Regions from separate parts of the Homo sapiens genome. Here region 2 is linked to region 1. Evidence: read pairs that join two places in POLR2A ChIA-PET (ENCODE). Cell type or tissue: OCI-LY7. All regions are shown on one strand.

Evidence for each region. ChIA-PET counts read pairs that join two places held together with the same protein. Peaks named below come from ENCODE experiments on the same cell type or tissue, not always from the same donor. Only the 100,000 strongest peaks of a DNase experiment are listed, where the experiment ranks them.
Region 2: POLR2A ChIA-PET joins it to region 1 with 16 read pairs; 4 of 35 experiments call an interaction of 5 or more read pairs at or near these places.

Annotation. Positions count from the first base shown.
Region 1 is chr1:12,043,380-12,051,379 of GRCh38, forward strand. No RefSeq gene overlaps it. Among named protein-coding and RNA genes, the nearest start is that of TNFRSF8, 16 kb to the right of the region's middle. RefSeq lists enhancers at 3,432-3,491, 4,152-4,241, 4,632-4,721. In OCI-LY7, a CTCF peak has its summit at 6,368; a DNase peak (open chromatin) is centred at 952; H3K4me3 peaks cover 469 bases; H3K27ac peaks cover 796 bases.
Region 2 is chr1:11,774,110-11,782,109 of GRCh38, forward strand. It overlaps C1orf167 (chromosome 1 open reading frame 167), which reads left to right. Exons shown (of 21, transcript NM_001010881.2): 9 at 1,326-1,501; 10 at 2,355-2,529; 11 at 4,551-4,707; 12 at 4,817-4,971; 13 at 5,693-5,901. C1orf167-AS1 (C1orf167 antisense RNA 1) reads right to left here and starts at 5,510. Exons shown (of 3, transcript NR_126000.1): 1 at 5,014-5,510; 2 at 4,536-4,698; 3 at 2,968-4,175. In OCI-LY7, no CTCF peak of the experiment used is centred here; no DNase peak of the experiment used is centred here.

The sequences.
Region 1 (8,000 bases):
AGGAGACCCTCCACCCGGCAGCCGCCCCGTCTGAGAAGTGAGGAGCCCCTCCGCCCGGCAGCCACCCCGTCTGGGAAGTGAGGAGCCTCTCCGCCCGGCAGCCACCCCGTCCGGGAGAGAGGTGGGGGGGTCAGCCCCCAGCCAGGCCAGCCGCCCCGTCCGGGAGGGAGGTGGGGGGTCAGCCCCCCGCCCGGCCAGCCGCCCCGTCCGGGAGGTGAGGGGCGCCTCTGCCCGGCCGCCCCTACTGGGAAGTGAGGAGCCCCTCTGCCAGGCCACCACCCCGTCTGGGAGGTGTACCCAACAGCTCATTGAGAACGGGCCATGATGACAATGGCGGTTTTGTGGAATGGAAAGGGGGGAAAGGTGGGGAAAAGATTGAGAAATCGGAAAAAAAAAAAAAAAAAAAAGGTAGGGTAATGATCTCAAAATGAGAGCATCCTGGTTTAGGGAGGGCTTTAAATCCAATAATAGGTGTCTTATAAGATACAGAAAAGGACACACCACAGAGACACAAAGAATTAGGGAACATGGGCCAGGAGTGGTGGCTCACACCTGTAATCCCAGCACTTTGGGAGGCTGAGGTGGGCGGATCACCTGAGGTCAGGAGTTTGAGTCCAGCCTGGCCAACATGGTAAAACCCCGTCTCTACTAAAAATACAAAAAAAAAAAAAATTAGCCAGGTGGTGCGTGCCTGTAATCCCAGCTACTCGGGAGGCTGAGGCAGGAGAATCACTTGAACCCGGGTGGCAGAGGTTGCAGTGAGCCGAGATCACGCCACTGCACTCCAGCCTGGGCAACAGAGCAAGGCGCTATCTCACTGAAAAAAAAAAAAAAGCAAGCAGGGAACATGATGACAGGGGCAGAGAGGACTGATGAAGGATGGCAGGCAGCTGCTAGAAGCCAGGGGAGAGGCATAGGAGGGACAGATTTTCTGTCAGAGCTTCCAGAAGGAAGCAACCCTGCCAACACCTTGATCTTGGACTTCCGGTCTCCAGAACTAGAGGCTAGAAGTTTCAATTGTTTTAATCATACCGTTTGTGAGCAGTTACTACAGTGGCCCTAAGAAATGAACACAGACTGGGCGTGGTACCTCATGCCTGTAATCCTAGCACTCTGGGAGGCCGAGGTGGGTGGATCACTTGAGGTCAGGAGTTTGAGACCAGTCTGGCTAACATGGTGAAACCCCGTCTCTACTGAAAATACAAAAATTAGCCGGTGTAATGGCATGCACCTGAAATCTCACTTACTCGGGAGGCTGGGGCACGAGAGTCGCTTGAACCTGGGAGGCAGAGGTTGCAGTGAGCTGAGATCACGCCACTGCACTCCAACCTGGGTGACAGAGCGAGACTCTGACTCAAAAAAAAAAAAAAGAAATGAATACAGTTCACAGTTGCCTGGATGAATGATGAATGAGATGCTGGGGTGGCCACGTGACGGCTGTTTGCTCACGGTCAAGTCCACAGTTTAGCTCTTAGCTTCAGTTGGGAATTAATTTTCTGGGGCAAGCAGAAACCTCAGTGTCCTGGGCTGAACTGTGTCCCTCCCCAAATTCACATTTGGAAGTCCTAACCTCCAGTACTTCAGAATGCAACAGTCCTTTGAGATAGTCTTTAAAGAGGCAATTAAGTTAAAACAAGGCCTTTCAGGTGGACCCTAATCCAATACGACTGGTGTCCTTACAAAAAGGGGAAATTTGGCCACAGACCTGTGCACGTACAGAGGAAAGTCCAGGTGAGAACGCAGCGACAACATGGCCACCCGTGAGCCAAGGAGAGAGGTCTTGAAAAAACCCAGCCCTGCTGACGCCTCAACCTTCACCTCCAGAAGTGCGAGGAAGCTAATTTCTGTGGCTTAAGCCACCCCATTTGCGGGACTTTATGGCAGCCTGAGCAGACTAACACGCTCATCATGCCAGAAAATTCCTTGTTGGGCTTGAGGTGGAGTGGGGGGAAGGAAACTCATCCCTGGCCCTCCATCCTGAGATTCCTGAACTCCAAAGCTCCCCGCTGCTTGACCTCAGTGCTCCAAGCTGTAAATGCAGGTTTGTCTTACCGGCCAAAGCAGCCTCTCAAGATGACACGTTGGGGAGATGAGGTCTCCCATAGATGGGAGGGGTGGACAGCAGGCAGTACCCCCAACCCTCTGCCCTGGTCACCGACAAGCTGAGACAGCCTCATGGCCCTTGGTGTCTGGCCACTCCGGCATCTGATGTATCTTGGGGTTTTATAATCCTGGGGGTTCATCTGTCCTAGGTGTACTAAATTCGGGAGCTCATGGCTTGCAGGCATCACTTATGGTAGTAAGAGGAAGATTTTTCTTTCTATTTTTTTTTTATTTGAGATGGAGTCTTGCTCTGTCACGCAGGCTGGATTGCAGTGGCGCGATCTCGGCTCACTGCAGCCTCCACCTCGCAGGCTCACGTGATTCTTGTGCCTCAGCCTCTCAAGTAGCTGGGATTACAGGCACGTGCCACCACGTCTGGCTAATTTTTATGCTTTTAGTAGAGACGGGATTTCACCATATTGGCCAGGCTGTTCTCAAACTCCTGGCCTCAGGTGATCCACCCACCTCTGCCTCCCAAAGTGCAGGGATTACAGGCGTGAACCACTGTGCCCGGCCAGTAAGAGGAAGATTTAGATAGTGCGTATCATGTGCCATGCACTATTCTTATTTTATTTATTTTATTTTTTGAGATGGAGTCTTGCTCTGTCCCCTAGTCTGGAGTGCAATCGCGCGATCTCGGCTCACTGCAACCTCTGCCTCCTGGGTTCAAGTGATTCTCCTGCCTCAGCATCCTGAGTAGCTGGGACTACAGTCACGTGCCACCACACCTGGCTGATTTTTTGTATTTTTAGTAGAGACGGGGTTTCACCGTATTAGCCAGGATGGTCTTGATTTCCTGACCATGTGATCTGCCCACCTCAGCCTCCCAAAGTGCTGTGATTAGAGGCATGAGCCACTGTGCCCGGCCCCACCATGCACTATTCTAAGAGCTCCATATCTCTTACTCTTCGAGTTCTCAAAACCATCCTGTAAGGTAAGGTTATTATCCCCAGTTTAGAGATGGGGCATTTGAGGCACAGAGAGGTTAACTGACCTGTCTCGGGCCACACAGCTATCAAGGGACCAAGCCAGGATTCGAACTCAGACCACCCTGAACTCCAGAGTCCGTCCTTTTGAGCTGCATCACATGCCCCTTGGTAGACATCTGTGCTGACATTTCTCTCCTCCTCTGCTGGCATTGGGTGGACTCCTATTTTCCTCGGGAGGCAGCTTAGCCAGGAGGAGTGGCAAAGCCTGGATTGGGCTGAGTGAGCCCCTATGTGGCCCCGCACTACATAACCTGACACTGAGCTCTGGGCCTTCCTTCCCTTCCTCCCTGGCTGACAGGGGTTAGAGGTGGGGTCGCTGCCCCACTTGCTGTGAAGTTGGGGGAAGGGGATCATAATGCTTTGCTGATCACACACCCTGGCACACTTGCATACACACACACCCTTACACACACAGCCTTGAGCACACACCTACCCACCCACATGCACACACCCACACCCACACACCGTCACACATTTGCACACACAACCTCAAGCACGCAGAACCTCACACACACATCCTTGTGCACACACACCACGTGCATGCGCACATAATCTCAGGGGCACAAGCCCTCGCTGCTCTCACACACTCATACACTTACACACACACCCTAGACACACTTGTGTGTACACCAGCTCACACACACACCCCACTCTCATACACTTGTGGACACACAGCCTTGAGCCCACAGGTCCCTACTTTTGAGGGCACGAGCCCTCTTGCACACCCTCACACTCCCTCCCTTACACACACTCCCTCACATGTGTGCACATGCATACACACACGCACACACACACGCACACACACACATGCACACACACACATGCACACACACACGTGCTGCAGGAAGCCCTGTCATTGTCAGTGTGGCCCCAGAACTTAGTCATTTAATGACCCATTGGGCCGTGTTTCTTTCATGGAAGCCAACACTTGGCTTTTTCTTTACCGAGATCTTCTCACTCAGTTTCTCTCAGTCTCACTTTTCATTTTGACTGGCAAGGAGTTTTTTTCAATCTCTTGTGGTTTTAACAGCACCAGCGGCTACAGCTCAAACCTCAAGCATCCAGGGCCACCGCCTGCCTCTCCGATCGGTCTGTTCTGGCTGGGAGAAGCCCAGGGCTTCCCTGCTTGTCAGCCCGGCCGCTTGCCCAGCAGTTTGTGAGATGGAAGGTGGAGAGAAAGAACTGTGGGGGTGAGAAGTGACGTCACCATAGGGGCTGGGGTTGTGGACAGGCCCCCATCAACCCTCTCCCGCCACCCCCAGAGCACCAATGCGTCATCTTGGAGTTTCTTTAGTGCTTAGGCAGATGAATTCTGACGTGACAGCTGGGAACCCCTGCGGGGGAAGTTGGGGTCAACAGCTGATCCCAGAGGCTCCCGGGGGCACTGACACCTGGGAGCCCCAGCTGTGTTGCCCCTTTTCCAGCCATCAGGTTTGGGGGGCTCCAAGCTGGCATTTATACCCACTGCCTGCAGCCGTGTGAAGTCTTTCAGACTGAGTTCAAGTCTTGTTTCACCATTGTCAGCAGAGTCACTCAGCAAGGTGCTCTGTCCCCTCCCGTGGAAAAGAGGGTGACCCAGAGGTACACAGATTGTTAGATAGGTCCTAAGGTTTGAAAAGTCTTAGAGCATTGCCAGGTATGGTGGCTCACACCTGTAATCCCAGCACTTTGGGATGCTGAGGTGGGCAGATCATTTGAGCCCAGGAGATGGAGACCAGCCTGCCTGGGCAACATAGGAAGACCCCCATCTCTACAGAAAATAACAAAAATTAGCCGGGCATGGTGGTGCGTGCCTGTAGTTTCAGCTACTCAGGAGGCTGAGGTGGGAGGATCAATTGAGCCAGGGAAGTTGAGGCTGCAGTGAGCTGAGATCATGTCACCTCACTCCAGCCTGGGCAACAGAGCCAGAAGCTGTCTCAAAAGAGAAAGAAAAAAAAGAAAGAAAGAAAGAAAGGAAAGAAAGAAAAAGACAAAGAAAAAAAAAAGTCTTAGAACAATTCCTGGGATGAAGCAGATTCTTCCTGCTTAGGAACCTTTCAGATCCAAATCCATGACTCCCTTCTTCCTTCCAAGTTCTCTGGAGTTGAGCCCAGGCACAGAGGACACGGTTATTCATTGAAACAGTAGGACATGTTGCTTTTTTCTTTTTTCTATGTGACTTTGGACAAGTTGCCTCACAACTCAACTTCATCTCTTTCTAAGCCTCCTTGTGGATATGGGAAATAAATGAACTCATGTGGAGAAGAGCCGTTATGGACTGAACTGTGCCTGCTTCTCCCTGCCAAGTTCATGCCCCCCAAATTCATAGGTTGAAGCCCTAACCCCCAATGAGACAGGGCCTCTTTTTGGTTTTTGTTTTCATTTTTGTTTTTGTTTTTTTAAGACGAAGTCTTTCTCTGTCATCCAGGCTGGAGTGCAGTGGCATGATCTCGGCTCACTGCAACCTCCGCCTCCCGGGTTCAAATGATTCTCCTGCCTTGACCTCCCCAGAAGCTGGGATTATAGGCACGTGCCAACAAGCCCGGCTAATGTTTGTATTTTTAGTAGAGACAGGGTTTCACCATGTTGGTCAGGGTGGTCTCAAACTCCTGACCTTGTGATCCGCCCGCCTCGGCCTCCCAAAGTGTTGGGATTACAGGCGTGAGCCACCGCGCCTGGCCAAGACAGGACCTTTAAAAAGGTAATTAAGGTTAAGCGAGGTCCTAAGGGTGGGGCTTTCAGCTAATGGGATTATCACACTCCTAAGAAGAGAAAAGGACACCAGGAATGCACACGCAGAGAAAAGGCCCCTCAAGGACATAGCAAGAAGGTGATGTCCTCAAGTCAAGGAGCGAGACCTGAGGAAAAAGCAAATCTGCTGACACCTTACTCTCAGATTCACAGCCTTGAGAATGATAAGAAAATAAATTTCTGGGCTGGGCGTGGTGGCTCACTCCTGTAATCCCAGCACTTTGGGAGGCCAAGGCGGGTGGATCACCTGAGGTCAGGAGTTTGAGACCAGCCTGGCAACATGGTAAAACCCCGTCTCTACTAAAAATACAAAAATTAGCCAGGTGTGGTGGCACATGCCTGTAATCCTAGCTACTCGGGAGGCTGAGGCAGGATAATTGCTTGAACCCGGGAGACAGAAGCTGCAGTGAGCAAAGATTGTGCCATTGCACTCCAGCCTGGGTGACAAGAGTGAGACTTTGTCTCGAAAGAAAAAAAAAAAAGGAAATAAATTTCTGTTGCTTAAGCCCTCCAACGTGTGTTGTTCTGTTATACTCAGCCCTAGTGGACTAATACAGGGACTGCTATTGCAATGGCTGGTAGGCACCTAGGAGCTGCTGATCAATGATAGCCATGATTATTGTTTGCATAGCAAACAGTCTTGGAAGCTGGAGGTAGCATCTCCCACTGGGCTAGCGAGCAAATGTATTTACTTTCCAGGACAGTAAGGACTCCCTCCCGTCCCCTAGGGAGATGGCTATTCCAGGGTGATAAAGACAATGTCTTCTCAGGACAGAGGTTGAATAGGTTTGCCAGCAGCCCCTAATGAGATTGGGGGTCTCCCATGGTGTGTGCTCAGCACCAGCCTGGGCTGGTTCCTCACCCTACGTGAAGGGATGTTAAGGGCAAGGGCAAGGGCAAGCAATGCAAATTCAGTGCTCATGCTATGTGCAGGGCTGCAGGTAGTAGACCCTCATTTTATTTTTTCTAGACAGGGTCTTGCTGTGTCACCCAGGCTGGAGGGCAGTGGTGCGATCATGGCTCACTACAGCCTCGACCTCCTGGGCTCAGGCCGTCCTCCCACCTCAGTCCCCCGAGTAGCTGGGACTACAGGAGTATGCCACCACACCCGGCTAATTTTTTTTTTTTTTTTTTGTAGAGATGAGGAGTCTCACTTTGTTGCCCAGGATGGGCAGCTCCTGGGCTCAAGGGATCTGCCCACCTTGGCCTCCCAAATTGCTGGGATTATAGGCATGAGCCACCCTGCCCGGCCAGTAGTAAACCCTTTAAATCTAGCTGGGCTCATTGTCTCCTTAGCATCTGAATCTATCAGAATGTGGCAAGCCGAACTAATTGCTTGAAAAATTATTATTATTTTGAGACTGAATCTCTCTCTATTGCCCAGGCCGGAGTGCAGTGGCACAATCTCGGCTCACTGCAACCTCTGCCTCCCAGGTTCAAGCAATTCTCCTGCCTCAGCCTCCTGATTAGCTGGGAATACAGGTGCCCACCACCACACCCAGCTAATTTTTTTATATTTTTATTAGAAACGGCGTTTCACCATGTTGGCCAGGCTGGTTTCAAACTCCTGACCTTAAGTAATCCACCTGCCTCAGCCTCCCAAAGTGCTAGGATTACAGGGGTAAGCCACCGTGCCCAGCCTATTATTATTTTTAATTTGAGATGGTTATATTCTTTTTTTTTTTTTTGAGATGGAGTCTCGCTCTGCAGTGGCGCAATCTCAGCTCACTGCAACCTCTGCCTCCTGGGTTCAAGCGATTCTCCTGCCTCAGCCTCCCGATTAGCTGGGATTACAGGCACCCACCACCACTCCCAGCTAATTTTTTTTTTTGCATTTTTAGTAGAGACGGGGTTTCACCATGTTGGCAAGGCTGGTCTCGAACTCCTGACCTTAAGTGATCAGCCCGCCTCGGCCTCCCAAAGTGCTGGGATTACAGGCGTGAACCACTGTGCCCGGCCTGCTCTATTTATTAATTCAATAAATATTTATTATGCCAAGCCCTGGTAATAAAGCATTGAGAAACTAGCATTGAGAAACTCCCTGCCCTCAGGGAGCTTGCCTTCTCAAGTCCAGAGCCTCCAGGGGGCTGCGTGAACCAGGTGCAAATACAGTGAGGCTTTGTGCTCCGGCATCTGAGGCCCAGGAGACCTGGGGGCCTGGAGGCAAAATGGTGGCCT
Region 2 (8,000 bases), 270 kb before region 1:
GCTCAGGCTGGCCTCGAACTCCTGGACTCAAGCAATTCGCCCACCTTGACCTCCCAAAGTGCTGAGATTACAGGTGTGAGCTACCATGCCTGGCGAATTTTAAAAAATTTTGGTAGAGACAGAGTCCCACTGGTGAGCCATGATCGCACCACTGCACTCCAGCCTGGGCTCAAGCAATCCTCCCACCTCGGCTTCCCTGAGTGCTGGGATTACAGGTGTGAGCCACCACGCCCGGCCTGTTAAAATCTTTGTAAACTATAGGCTCCCCTTCATTTTTTTGATTGCACGTTATTTGTTGAAGAAATCAACTTGCTTGCCTGCTAGTTTCCCACTGTCTGCATTTTGCTGACTACATCCCCCTGGTGTAGTTTTCTGTGAGAATTTTTAGTGCAGGAAGCTGACCTAGACCAAGGTTCAGTGGTGATGTGAAGGATGAAGAGTTGCCTGGTGGAGGAAGATCAGAAAAGGGTAGAGTGTTCAGAGGCCTCTGGCCGGGAGTGTAAGATCCTGAGGCGTAGCAGAGCCGAATTGGACCCTTGTTAGTACAGGGTAGGGGGGCTGAGGGTAGTTGAAGATGAGATTGGAAAAATCTGTGGGGACCAGATCAGCACCTGGTTGGCTGTGGGGAGGGGCTGAAATTTGATGGTAGAGCAAGGAGGCTACCGCTGGAGGATTAGCAGGTGACTCTGATGATTTGATTTGAGATTGGAAAAACACCACTGGGTTACTGAATAGGAAATGACTGGAGGAGGCCGAAAGTGGATGCAGGGAGGCCAGGTCAGAGGCTGCTGAGGCCACCACGCTGCCAGAGGTGATAGTGTCATGGCCTGAGCAGGTGACATGCAATGCATCTTCAAAGCAGCCCCATTTTACAGATGAGAAAACGGAGGCTTGGCCAGACGCGGTGGCTCAAGCCTGTAATTCCAGCACTTTGGGAGGCCAAGACGGCCGGATCACTTGAGGTCAGGAGTTCAAGACCAGCCTGGCCAACATGGAGAAACCCCATCTCTACTAAAAATACAAAAAAAAATTAGCCGGGCATGGTGGTGCATGCTTGTAGTCCCAGCTACTTGGGAGGCTGATGCAGGAGAATCTCTTGAACCTAGGAGGTGGAGGTTGCAGTGACCAGAGATCGCACCATTGCACTCCAGCCTGGGCAAAAGAGTGAAACTCCGTCTACAAACAACAACAACAAAACACGGAGGCTCAGAGAGATGAAGTGGCTTGCCCAAGGCCTGGGTAGTGTGTCTGGCAATGGCAGGCAGCTGGAGCCGCAGTCATCAGATCTTGCAATTGACATGGGTACTTTCCCTCTGTTCTCCCAGGTGCTTCGGGGCGTGGCAGCAGTTCGTGCAAAGAGGGTCCCGGTACCGAGACCACCTGGCTGACCGCCGGACGGGGACCCTGAGGAAATGCCTGGAACAGTGGGTGCGGATGAAGCAGCTCCGGGAATCAGATGGGGCAAAGGTGACCCAGCTGTCCCTCTGCCGGCAGAAAGCAGGTGAGCTAGTGTTGGCTTCCGCCCCAGCAAACCGTGTCACTTAAGCCCCTTCTTCAGTGGTCCCCAGTTGAATATGTGAATTCTTGTGGGAGGTGATAGAACTGGGGCTTTCTAGGAGGGCAGCCTGTAGGCCTGGGAGGGTGCAGGAGGGGTCCCAGAGTGGGCAGGCCCCAGCTGAGCCACATCCCTATGTCCCATTATGAGCTGCTGTGGGTGACAGACTTGGTTCTGCTCCTCCCACTGCAGGCTTTCTCAGTGCTGGTATCCTAGATCCTGCCCAGAAGGGATGTGGGCCCTGCTCTTGGGAAGCTCCTGGTGTGATGGGGGACACACAGCCCTAATCCCCACCCCAAAACTTAACTGGGGGCCCGGTGTAGTGGCTCACGCCTGTAATCCCACACTTTGGGAGGCCGAGGAGAGTGGATCACCTGAGGTCAGGAGTTCCAGACCAGCCTGGCCAACGTGGTGAAACCCTGTGTCTACTAAAAATACAAAACTTAGCCGGGTGTGGTGGCGCATGCCTGTAATTCCAGCTACTCGGGAGGCTGAGGCACAAGGATCGCTTGAACCCAGGAGGCTGAGGTTGCAGTGAGCTGAGATCGTGCCATTGCATTCCAGCCTGGGCGACAAGGGCAAAATTCTGTCTCAAAGAAACAAAAAACAAAAAACAAAAAAACACTTAACTGGGGAAGATGGGATCTTTGAGGTGACCTGGAGGGGAGGGCTTGGAAGCGGTGGGACGGGACAAGAGGGGAGAGCTCCCAAGAGGGGCCTGAGGCAGCAGCTATCAATGGCTGTGGGCAGAGTGAGGTCAGTGGGGAGGCAGCTGACTGGACTCTTGACGGTTTCTCAGGACGTGAGGCTGTCTACACCGCAGGCCCTGGAGCCTGTGGCCTGGGTGCAGTGGGCCAGGCCCAGGGGCAGCAGGAGCAAGGCCGGGGCTCCCTGCAGGATGCCTGCTGGACACTGGCCCTCTGCTGGGCGCTGCTGCTGTGGAAGATGCGGCTTTTCCAGCGCCAGTGGGCCAAGTAGGTGTCCTCGAGCTTGTGACCTGGGGTTGGGCCTGGGGGCTGTGGGGTGGGCACGTGAGCAGTGCTCAGCACCAGGAGGAATGCGGGAGGAATATCCCATAGGGCAGTAACTGCATCCCACTCCTCCCCGTGGCCCTGCACAGGGCCTGGCACACTGCGGTGCCCAGCCAATGTCAGGCCCTGGGAGGTGGCCTAGGGACACTGGAACAGTGATTGAGCAGAGGGCCACTGGGGGCCAGGGGGCTGCCAGAGACACAGACATGGAGCTCTACAGGGGTGGCCGGAACCCTAGTGAATGCCCGTCTCCCTGCCAAGTGTAAGTCCCTGGTGGCAGGAACCATGTCTGTCTCGCCGTCACCGCTGGCTCCCAGCTCCCTGCAGGTGCCTGGCATGTTGCAGGCACAGAATAAATACTGTAAAGGAACAAGGGCAGGAGCCAGGGATCAAGCTTTTATCTCCTCTCCCATTGGCCTCATTACACAACTAGAGAAACTGAGGCTCAGAGGGCTGGAGCAGCTTGCTGTAAATCCCAGTGGGAGTCAGGAGCAAGAAGGTCCTGTGTTGAGACCTGGGTGCTGCCCCCACACAAGATGGTCACTGATGGAATTCGGAGCCCAGAAGAAGGCTGTAGGTGAGGGGAGGGTGGCGATCAGGAGAAGCCAGCTTCCCGGAGGGGATGTCAGGAGGAATGGAAGCGAGCAGTTGCAGGGTTAAGAATTCTGTCCTTGGCTGGGCGTGGTGGCTCACACCTGTAATCCCAGCACTTTAAGAGGCCGAGGCCAGTGGATCACCTGAGGTCAGGAGTTTGAGACCAGCCTGGTCAACATGGCGAAACCCCATCTCTATTAAAAATACAAAAGTTAGCCAGGCGTGGTGGTGCTCGCCTGTAATCCCAGCTACTTGAGAGGCTGAGGCAGAAGAATGGCTTGAACCTAGGAGGCAGAGGTTGCAGTGAGCCAAGATCATGCCACTGCACCCTGGACAACAGAGCGAGAATCCATCTCAAAAAAAAAAAAAAGGAATTCTGTCCTTGAAAGCCACACACCCACATGGTCCACATGGACCCTCAGCCTCTTTCAGTGTACCCCTGCAACTTCAGGGGAATTCAATTCACCGTGACCTTTCAGAATGTGGGGGCACTGCTCACATGCCTGCCCCACAACCCCCAGGCCCTCCCTCTCCAGCCCATCCTCTGGCCTTTGGACTTCAGGGCACAGTTCATATCTCCTGGCAGCTCTCCCGGGGCACCCTCCTGGGCCTAGATGAGTCCCAGGTCTGCTGCTATTTGGAGTTTGGGGAAATGATCTTCCCCTGGGCTCAGCTTTCTTATCTTTATAAGTGAGTGCAGGCAGAAGTACTGGTGTGGTTGTAGGGGTGGCCTCTGGAGTCTGGGATCCCTGAGCCTGGGGACCAGCTCCACCTCTGATCAGCTGCTTGGGCTCCCAGCCACCCCGGGAGCATGATGAGGCCAGCCAGTGAAGCAGGTGGAGCACTAGCTCGGTTAGCCAGACGTGGTGGCACGCACCTGTAATCCCAGCTGCTCGGGAGGCTGAGGCGGGAGAATCACTTGAACCCAGGAGGCAGAGGTTGCAGTGAGCTAAGATTGTCCCACTGCACTCCAGCCTGGGTCACAGAGCCAGACCCTGTCTCAAAAAAAAAAAAAAAAAAAAAAAAGCATCAGCCCAGTCAGCCCAGTCTCAGCTGCTCACTGAGGTCACTCAGAGAACCCCAGAAAAAGTCTGGAAGCCCAGACTGTACCCTGACCATTAAGTCAGAATCTAGCAGAATCTAGGGTGGGACCCTGGTGGGCATCGGTACCTCTTGAAGCCCCCAGTGATTCCAGCATGCAGCCGCTGTGGGGGGCAGCAGCGTGGAACGCTAGCCCAGCGTCTGGCCTGTGGCGAGCACCCTTTCAGCCCATCTCTTTCACAGCGGCCAGGGTAGGGTAGCCCCTGCTTGGCCACCCTGCACAGCCTGAGGGTGAGGCTGGGTGGGTCACTCACCTGCCCCTTCTCTAGCTCCTTCTTCCAGGGCCTGCAGCAGCGGATGCTGCAGCGCAGCCTGAGATGGTGGCACTTGAGGGCACTGGGCCCAGATGCCACATCAAGCTGCACCAAGACCCCCTCGGCTCTGGAGCCACTGAGCAGCAGCACACTCCAAGACTCTCTGGAGAAGGTGAGAGGTAGGAGGGTGGGGAGGGGCTGGGGCAGGTAGGGGTGGATGGGTGGAGATTGTGGGAAGGGGACAGGGTAGGGGACCAAGGACTCCACATCTCCTTCCCCAGGTTCCCAGGGCCCCCACCCTCCCGGACACTCTCCAGGGGAGCCTTCTGTGGGCAGCTGGGCAGCGGCAGCAGGGGCAGTGCCTTCTGCTCTGGCAGGCACGGGCCCAGCAGTTCCAGGGCACAGCCAGGTGGTACCAGCATACCCGCCAGAGGCGGTAGGGATCCCTCCCCATCCGCCCGCCACTCTATGGACTTACTGTTTCCCGGCCCCTTCTCCCTTCCACCCTTGGCCTTCACAGCAGCAGCCCCTTGGGGTCTGCACCTCAGGGGGCTTCAGTTCCTCCTGTCTTCCTGCCCCGTCCTACTGAGAGGGTGTCGGGGAGTGGTGAGGCACTCTACAGAGTCACTGTTCCTCTTGGAGATTTTGCAGCTGAGGTTCCTTCATTTATTCATTTATAGCACAATGCATAAGAGTTGGTCTCCCTGGGTTCTAATCCCAGCTTTGCCCCTCATTGGCTGTGTGATCTTGGGCAAGTTGCATAACTTCTCTGTGCCCTATTTGCCTATCTGTAAAATGGGGTTAATAGTACTGGCTCCAGTGGGGCAATGGCGAGGCACGGCACATACATTCCCCAATGCCGTGTGTGGCACGTTGTGAGTGCTCAGTCCATAGCAATGTTTATGGCTAGTGGTTGAGCACAGGACTTGGCAGTGGGGGTCTAGAATCCCACCCTATCCCCACCACTCATCATCGTGACCCTGGGAGAGGTGCTTGGCCCCTCCAGTCCCCAGCAACCCACCCTCCCATAATGGAAACAGAAGAGTCACCCAGAGCCTCCTGCTGCTGGGGAGAGGAAGAGAAAGGAGGGTGGGGCAGGGCTGGCCTGGGATTTGGGGGACAGTGGCCATCCTCAGGGTGGACCCTCCCTTTCCCAGCATCTTCCTCAGCTGGAGCCGCTGGGCAACAGCCCAATGGGCCTGGAGAGAGCTGGCTTCCCACCGGGCCTGGGATCGGACCTGCAGGGCTGTGCTGGGCCTGTGGCGTCAGCGGCTGCTGCAGTCACGGCTGGTGGAGTGGTGGGCCCAGGAGCGGGGCTGGCGGCTGGCACGAGATGCCCTATGCCACTGGCACTCCTGTTGGCAGGGTGAGTGGAGACTTGGTCGGGGGCACTGCGGGTGAGGGCAGGGCCAGGGTCTGTCTGAGACCCAGACTGCAGCCCTGGCCAACAACTTGACTGTAACCGCATGGGAGAACTTGAGGCAGAGGCTAAGCTACATCTGGACTCCTGACCCATAGAAACTGTGAGATAACAAACATCTGTGGTTTAAAACTAATAAGTACTTGGGTAATTTGTTACACAGCCATAGCTAACAAATGCAGTTGATCAGAGAGGTCCGCTGAGCTGTGACACTGACCTAGCTGGGTTCAAAGAAAACAGGCTGACCAACTCTTACACATTGTGCTATGAATGAGCAAATGAATAGACCTCAGCTGTGAAATTTCCAAGAGGGACAGTGACTCTGCAGAGTGCCTCACCACCCCCCATACCCTCCCATCCCGTAGCAAATTCTGGTGATGAGACCCCCACAGGGCACACCCAGGAGTCAGGTGGCAGAGCAGAACCTGGGGGCTTGGACTCTGTAGTCTTGAGTTTGAATCCCTGCTCTTCCATACCCTGACTGTGTGAAACTTAAACAACCTAGTTAACCTCCCTGAGTCTCAGCTTACACATCTGTAAAATGGGGATAATGTAGTCCCTATGTCATCACCTTTATCTTCATCCTTATCCTCACCTGGCCTCTAGGAGTCACTGGTCGGAGCCCTGAGTTGGGAGAGAAGTGGGCAGAGTCATGGTGCCCTTAGGGGCCAGCAGAGTTAGTCAGGGAGGGTCCCAGGAGGAGGTGAGGAGGGCTCAGCGGGCAGAGCAGTGGCGAGAGAGGTTGAGGCGTGGGAAGGGGTCAGCAAAATAGGGCAGTGGGAAGGACTGGATTTGCAGAGGCTGGCTGAGGGTGCAGTGTGTTAGAAGCCCTGAGGAATGTGGCCAGTGAAGGGAGGAGGGATGGTCCCAAGGCAGGCTTGCTCTCTGGGTCTTGGCCTCTGGGCAAAAAGAGCTGTTGCATGGCCCAACCAGTCTTTTTTTTTTTTTTTTTTTTTTGAGACGATCTCGCTGTGTTGCCCAGGCATGCAGTGGTGCGATCTTGGCTCACTGCAACCTCCACCCCCTGGGTTCAAGCAATTCTCCTGCCTCAGCTCCCCTCGTAGCTGGGATTACAGGCGCCTGCCACCACACCTGGCTAATTTTTGTATTTTTAGTGGAGATGGGGTTTCACCATGTTGGCCAGGCTGGTCTCGAACTCCTGACCTCAAGTGATCAACCCGCCTCGGCCTTCCAAAGTGCTGGGATTACAAGCGTGAGCCACCGCACCCGGCCCCAACCAGTCTCTTTATAACCTGATATCAGAAGTGACATCCCATTGCTTCTGCCAAATTCTGTCTGTTAAAAGCAAATTAGTAAACCCAGCCTGTATTCAAGGCGGGGCATTGCCCAGGACACGAACACAGGATGCTGTCTTGGAGGCTGCCCACTACACCGACATATCGCATTAATGAGCTGGCAGGCAGGGCTGTGGTGGTTCTAGAAAGTCATGTCCTGTCCGCTGGAGACAGCTGCTTATGCAGCCCAATCATTCCCCGGCAGGAACACTGAGCCAGTGTTTCCAGAACTTCTAGTTTTTACAGAAAAATTGAAAATTAGATTTTTGGGCCGGGCGCAGTGGCTCACGCCTGTAATCCCAGCAATTTGGGAGGCCCGGACTGGCGGATCACGAGGTCAGGAGATCGAGACCATCTTGGCTAACATGGTGAAACCCCGTCTCTACTAAAAATACACAAAATTAGCCAGGCGTGGTAGTGTGCGCCTGTAGTCCCAGCTACTCGGGAGGCTGAGGCAGGAGAATGGCATGAATCCAGGAGGCAGAGGTTGCAGTGAGCTGAGATTGGGCCACTGCACTCCAGCCTGGGTGACGGAGTAAGACTCCGTCTCAAAAAAAAAAAAAAATAGAAAATTAGATTTTTACCTGAATTCTCCAGATTTGAAAATACTGTGGCAAAATTAACAAACAAAAACAAACCCAACAACTCTATGAGCTGGGCTGGCCTGGTCACCAGCAGGACACCCATAATAGAGGCTTTTTAACCCAGACAGTCAGGGTGGCCTCCTCTGTTCCCACCTGGTAGGGGGCG